2 separate regions of the Homo sapiens genome follow, and region 1 is linked to region 2. The links are chromatin loops, found by intact Hi-C in ENCODE. Cell type or tissue: gastrocnemius medialis. All regions are shown on one strand. Each heading gives the region's core, and the rest is flanking DNA. Links, peaks and the distances in the headings are about the cores only.

Region 1 (2,924 bases), core at 301-2,800, 55 kb after region 2:
CTCATTTGTTCGAACTCTAAAACTATATCAAATAACACTTAATTATACACATAGAATACCATTACAGCAAAGAACTCACACTTGAATAGCTCAGTATAAGTGAGGACATTTAATATTATTTGGCTCCAATAGGTGCAAAAAAGATACAAAGTAGCAGCTGCTAATTAATCTGGAGTTCTAGGTTTACAACCTCAAAAGAAAATCTAAAGAATATTTCCTGGAGTTTGAATATGTAAAGTTTTAACTGCTCCATCTGGTACATGCCCTCTGATTACCCACAATGTTGGCTGGCAGTTTGAGGGACGCATTTGATAGCCAGCCAAGTTTAAAGGTCTATTGGAGGTAAAACAATGCCCACCCTTTAACAAGAGTGCCATTGTTCCTTAACAATGAAGCTCTCTGGCTTATTTGAATGTCAACAATTCAGAAAAGTTGATGTTTGGAGCCATCAAATAAAATGTTTTTGTGAAACAGTTTATTATTTCAGTGGTAATTATTTGAATCATTCATGGTAAAGGATGTTTGCTAATGAGAGCTTGGCTGCTGTAAATTCCAGAGAGATTGAATGCTCTTTGTGCTGACAAAAAGACCCAAATCACTGGAGAGTGACTGACTGGACAAATCATTCATCTATGCAAATGCCAGCTGAAATGGTCAGATGCATTTATTACCCTCCTCATTATAGTAAACAAGGCAGGAATCGTGACTGGCAGTTATCAACTTGCCCTGAAGTATGATTTGTTCTCCTACTACTATTTAAATGAGAGGAAAAAAGGCATGCCACCAGGGACTTTGTTGGTTTATAAAAGAGTAAATGTCACATAGCCCAGTGCTTAAAGACTTTTGATTGACAAATGTTTTATTTGACATATCAAACAGTGATGGTTTTCATATCAAATAGTCCATATTTGTTAGCAAAAATCTTAACCCCTTGAAGTTTGGCCAATGCTTTTAGCTCGCTTCTGCCAATGCTTAGAAACTAGAACACAGATGGCAAGTTACATTAAAGGCAATACCAAATATCTCTACACATAATGTGCAAAGACCTAAAAATACTCTGCATTGGGTGACAGAAATGACACAGTGTTTTATCACAACACATATAGTGTAAAATGTTCTTCTGAACTGATAATGCAAATTAAAGTGATGTTGACCTACTTGCACTTACTAAGTATTCTTCTGCTGTTTAGTGCAAGATAAGCTAAACATTAAAGAATTTATACAGCATATGTCACAGTGAAATCTAAATTGTCTGGTGTAACTCTTCTTAAATGTCACAACAGTGTCACAACACGCTCAGGGTTTCAGGGCTTACAGTTAAAGCCACAGCACCCTTACATAACCCCTTGTTCTCATATGCTCAAAACTTTTCCCTTCTTGTTTCCTGTGACTTAAGTTTTATATGCTTCATTTCAGCCTGGTTGATATTTACAAGTATACCTCATAATACAGAAGCATGCCAGGCAGATATGTGAGCTTACAGAATTTGTAATCGAGGTTGTCACTTGATAAACATCATATGACAACTTGCCTGGGAGACACTTAGGGCGATGTGTTCCCACACATGCTCTCCTCTCCTTTGTTGCTATATTTTAGGCTGTCACCACTGCTGGAGTTTGGTGCCTCTTCATTCTTTGAACTGCGATGGAACTGTTCATTTTCAAAAGCCAGAAGTAACTACAATCACTGGAAAAGGTTCTAAACAAACCTAAAACTGTGGTTTGGTTTCCTAGCATAGAATACAATATGAAATTTTCATGGAAACGAAAGGTTTTTCAGGCCATTGTGTTGCATTCAGTTAAGCTGATGTATTTTTTGGCTAGTGTATTATTATTCAAAACATGAAAATACATTTAGTAGCCTTCACTGATATAATTTGAGTATTTAAATATGCATTTTATCAGAAGGAATAATAGCATCCCTCCTTTAAATATATGATTATAAAAGTTTGGTGGTTCTTAAGTAAAATCATATCATCTTGGATTTGAACTTTGTCCATAGAAACATTTCTATTTTTATGATAAGTTGTAATCACAAAAGAGAATATAATTGTTAGGGGATGACACTTATTCCTAATGCTCCTGCTTCCTTCCATGTGCATGGGGGGCCATCCATTAGGAAACCCTCAGCCTATGTTGTCCCCATCACTCAGTGGTTTCTGGGCCTGGTGCACTTGGGAAAAGACTATCCTTTTCTCTGACTATCACTTTGGGGTACATCTGCCTGGAGAAAGCATGAGCTCTGATCTGCCCCTGGAGGGGGAAGGTTGGATCTTCAGCTCCTCCTGACACTGAGTGTAAATCTGCCTAATTCTGGGTGCAGCATTAGGAAGCCCACAGGAATGCCATGGTCTTCAGTAGTTCCATCGGAAATTTGATCGTTATCCTGTTGACTCTTTTATCTCTCAGTCAGTTCAGAACTTGGATGAGCAGAAGAAGTATATTAATATTAATGTACAATGAAATTTATTTCATTAACAAGGTTTTGAGAACATATTTCTTCTGCACAGGATGGCACAAATGAATTAAGAAAGTCTGGACTCAGCTGGCTCTGGTAAGTTCAGAGATTTGGGGGTTGAACAAGAAAGAGATGGGATCATGGGAAGTAGCAACACAAAATAAAGTTACTGGGTAGTGCCTTGATAGGGCTGCATGAGAGGGGAAGTCCCTTCTAGCGAGCTACCTTCCAGTAACAGCAGCAAGAGGCCACCACCTAAAAAAGGGTATAGGGCAGGGAAACTCACAAGGGAGAGGGCAAAATCAGAGAGGGGGCTTCCAGGTCTAAGTGATGTTGCTCAGCAACAAGGTGGGGTGTTTCTAGGTCAGAGAACTCTGAAAGGCAACAGAGTTTTGGCATCTTTTATAGCTACAGGCTTTGTCTTATCTATGGCGAGCAGATGTTGGGTGCAGTTTCATGGAGTATAT
Region 2 (2,924 bases), core at 253-2,752:
GAAGCTTTATATTTATGGCAGAAGGCAAAGGGGAGCCAGCATGTCACATGGAAAGAGTGGAATCAAGAGACAGAGAGAGCGAGGAGGGGCCACACTCTTATATAACCAGATCTTGCATGAACTAACAGAGTGAGGACTCACTGTTTACCATGAAGATGGCACCAAGATGTTCACAAGGGATCTGTCCCCATGACCCAATTACCTCCTACCACACCCTACCTCCAATATTGGGGATTACATTCCAACATGAGATTTGGAGGGGACAAACATCCAAACCGTATCAACACTCTATGAGTTTGGACAAATATGTAATGACATGGATACACCAATATGGTATCATACAAAATAACTTCACTGCCGTAAAAATCATCTGTGCTCTGGCTATTAATTCTTCTCTCTCCCAACCTCTGGCAACTACTCATCTTTTTACTCTTTCCGTAGTTTTATCTTTTACAGAACGTCATATAGTTAGAATCATACAGTATGCAGTCTTTTCATATTGGCTTCTTTCATTTAATAACATGCATTTAAGTTTCCTTTAGGTGTTTTCATGGCTTGATAGCTCATTTCATTTTAGCACTGAATAATACCCCATTGTCTGGATGTACTATAGTTTACCCATTCACCTGCTGAAAAATATCTTGGTTGCTTTCAGGTTTCAGCAATTATGAATAAAGTTGCTATAAACATCCATGTGCAGGTCTTTATGTGAACATGGTTTTCAACTTGATTAGTATTTTTAAATGGGCAAACACATAGCAGATAAAACATAACATGGCTAGCAGAGAGGAGGTTGCTAATCTGATGTGTAAAAGCCCTTATAGTGAAGTAAATTTCTGGCTTCAAAAGGGTCATAATATTAGCCAAATGTCCCCATGCTTATTTTAACATGGCATTACACAGTGCACATGCAAAAAATTGGTTGATTGGAGAACAATTAACATGAAATTAAGCTTGAAGTTTGATGACCCTCCAAAAGAGCAACTTAAAGGCAGATTTGGTGTGCCCAAAAACCATTGTTTTCTGGTGATTTGACAGTGTTGACCTAAGTCAATTCAGAGCTTTAGGTGACACACTGTACTCTGACAATTTACTACACACTGCATCGTGGTTGTTTGTCACAGCTTTCTGAAATCAATAAATATAGCACTGGCAAATGTTTCTGGCAGGGGAATTGTTTTCAGTAAATTCTAGAAGGGCAGCTGCTGAGTGGCAAGAAGGAAGCCAGAACTAGAGTGTTGCCACTGACCTTAGAAAAGCGTCAATTTCCAAGCCCTGATCCTGACCATAAAGAATGTTTGCTGCACAAACAGTGGATTGATTAATATGTTGACAGAAGGGGTAATTTTGAAACATGTAGCTAGAAGGTTCCTAGAATGTACTGAGACAAAATAAGTGTACCTTTTACCAAGTATGCAACAAATGATATTACTGGTTAGTGATTACAGAAAGTTACAAACATGGCTTGTGTTCTCTGCAGTTTTTCTAGCACATTTGGCTTGCTGAAAGAAGTTTCAGGCTCTGTCTCCTTCTGTAGACACTCACTTCCTAACCCTGTAAAATCTGGCTTCTGCCCTCCCATGCTACTGACAGTGTCCTCTTGAGTTACCTTCCAAATGTCATATTCCACTTTTCTTTTTTTTTTCTGCTCCTCTCCTTGACCTCTCTGTCATTTGATAACATTTACCACTCCTTTTCTGAGTGTCTCTTGCCTCAGGTTTCGTGACGTGATATCCTGCTATTTCTATCCCTCAGTTATACCTGTTTCTTCCATGAATTTATTTTCTGCCTCAGATCTCCTACGTGTGGCTGTCCGCCCAGGTTTTAGACTTGGTGCTCATCTTTTCTCTCTGCACCCTCTGCCTCTGCAGCCTCATAGTCCCCTGTGGCTCTAACCTCACACTAGTGAAAGTCTTTTGAGCCTGGGTCTCCAGCCTCCTAAACTCCTGCTGCACTTCCTGGTACCAACACCCTGCCAGAGACTTCCCATGGACAGTCCACCCTGTTCTGTTATTGGTTTCCCATTTTAGTTTCACTTCTTACCTCCCAAGTTAAATGTCCTATTAGTTTATCAACATATCAGCCTCTTTTCTCCCAGCCACCTCCTCTACACGCGACTTCCATGTTTTTACTAGAGGTGCTGCTTAAGCAGCTCATGCTACAATCAGGAGTAACAAGTGCCTAATTTGCCTTTTCAAATACCATGTGAACAGCTAAAATAACCAGATAAACATGGAAGCAGCTATATAAAGCCTAGGCGGTGTCAGTTTGCATCCTCCAATTTAGAGAATAAAAAGAGGAATTTTTGCTTATTTTATTGTAGAGGCACAAGGCCAACCCTAATCTAATTTTGGGGCATTAAACCATCCTCCAGAAAGTCTCGGCAATGCCAAGGAAGATCCCAGAAATTATGATTGATATACAAGGTGGTGCCAGGGCTTGGATATTTTAAGACATATTCTTTATTTGAGGACTCCTTTATAAGGGTGTCCCATTCACAGCTTCTCTGTCAGTTTCTTTTTAGTTCTTACATTTTTTACTTTATTTCCAGTTATCAAATGTCCTTGGAAAGATCAATAAAAATATTGAAAATAAGGTAGGCCTGGGAGGGTGGGATTTGGGGTGGTGGTAATCAATGGTAGATGACATAGTGAGAATTGCTCATCTTTGGGCTGGAATGAGATAAGGTCAGGCCACAGCAGGGGTCTGTCACTGCCCAAGGCCCCAGGTGAGGAGCAAAGAGTATAGATTGTATAGAGAAGAGCCTGTATGCTGGGAAAAGCAGCAGGCTGGCTAGCTTTGAGCACAGCTACGAGAAAGATTTCTGCTTCACATCATAGGTATATGAGTCCCAAAATAGTTTTGGGGATATTTATAAGAAAGGAAGTCTGAGGATACATGGAGGTTTAGATTAGGTAAATAAC

What was found. A loop is a pair of places that touch in the nucleus more often than their neighbours do. Peaks named below come from ENCODE experiments on the same cell type or tissue, not always from the same donor. Only the 100,000 strongest peaks of a DNase experiment are listed, where the experiment ranks them.
Region 1: it touches region 2 in a loop (2.6-fold over the local background); 1 of 110 quality-filtered maps calls a loop at or near these places.

Annotation. Positions count from the first base shown.
Region 1 is chr6:98,975,505-98,978,428 of GRCh38, reverse strand. No RefSeq gene overlaps it. Among named protein-coding and RNA genes, the nearest start is that of FBXL4, 29 kb to the right of the region's middle. In gastrocnemius medialis, for the core only: no CTCF peak of the experiment used is centred there; a DNase peak (open chromatin) is centred at 1,538; H3K27ac peaks cover 327 bases.
Region 2 is chr6:99,030,910-99,033,833 of GRCh38, reverse strand. No RefSeq gene overlaps it. Among named protein-coding and RNA genes, the nearest start is that of FBXL4, 84 kb to the right of the region's middle. In gastrocnemius medialis, for the core only: no CTCF peak of the experiment used is centred there; no DNase peak of the experiment used is centred there; H3K4me3 peaks cover 488 bases; H3K27ac peaks cover 2,137 bases.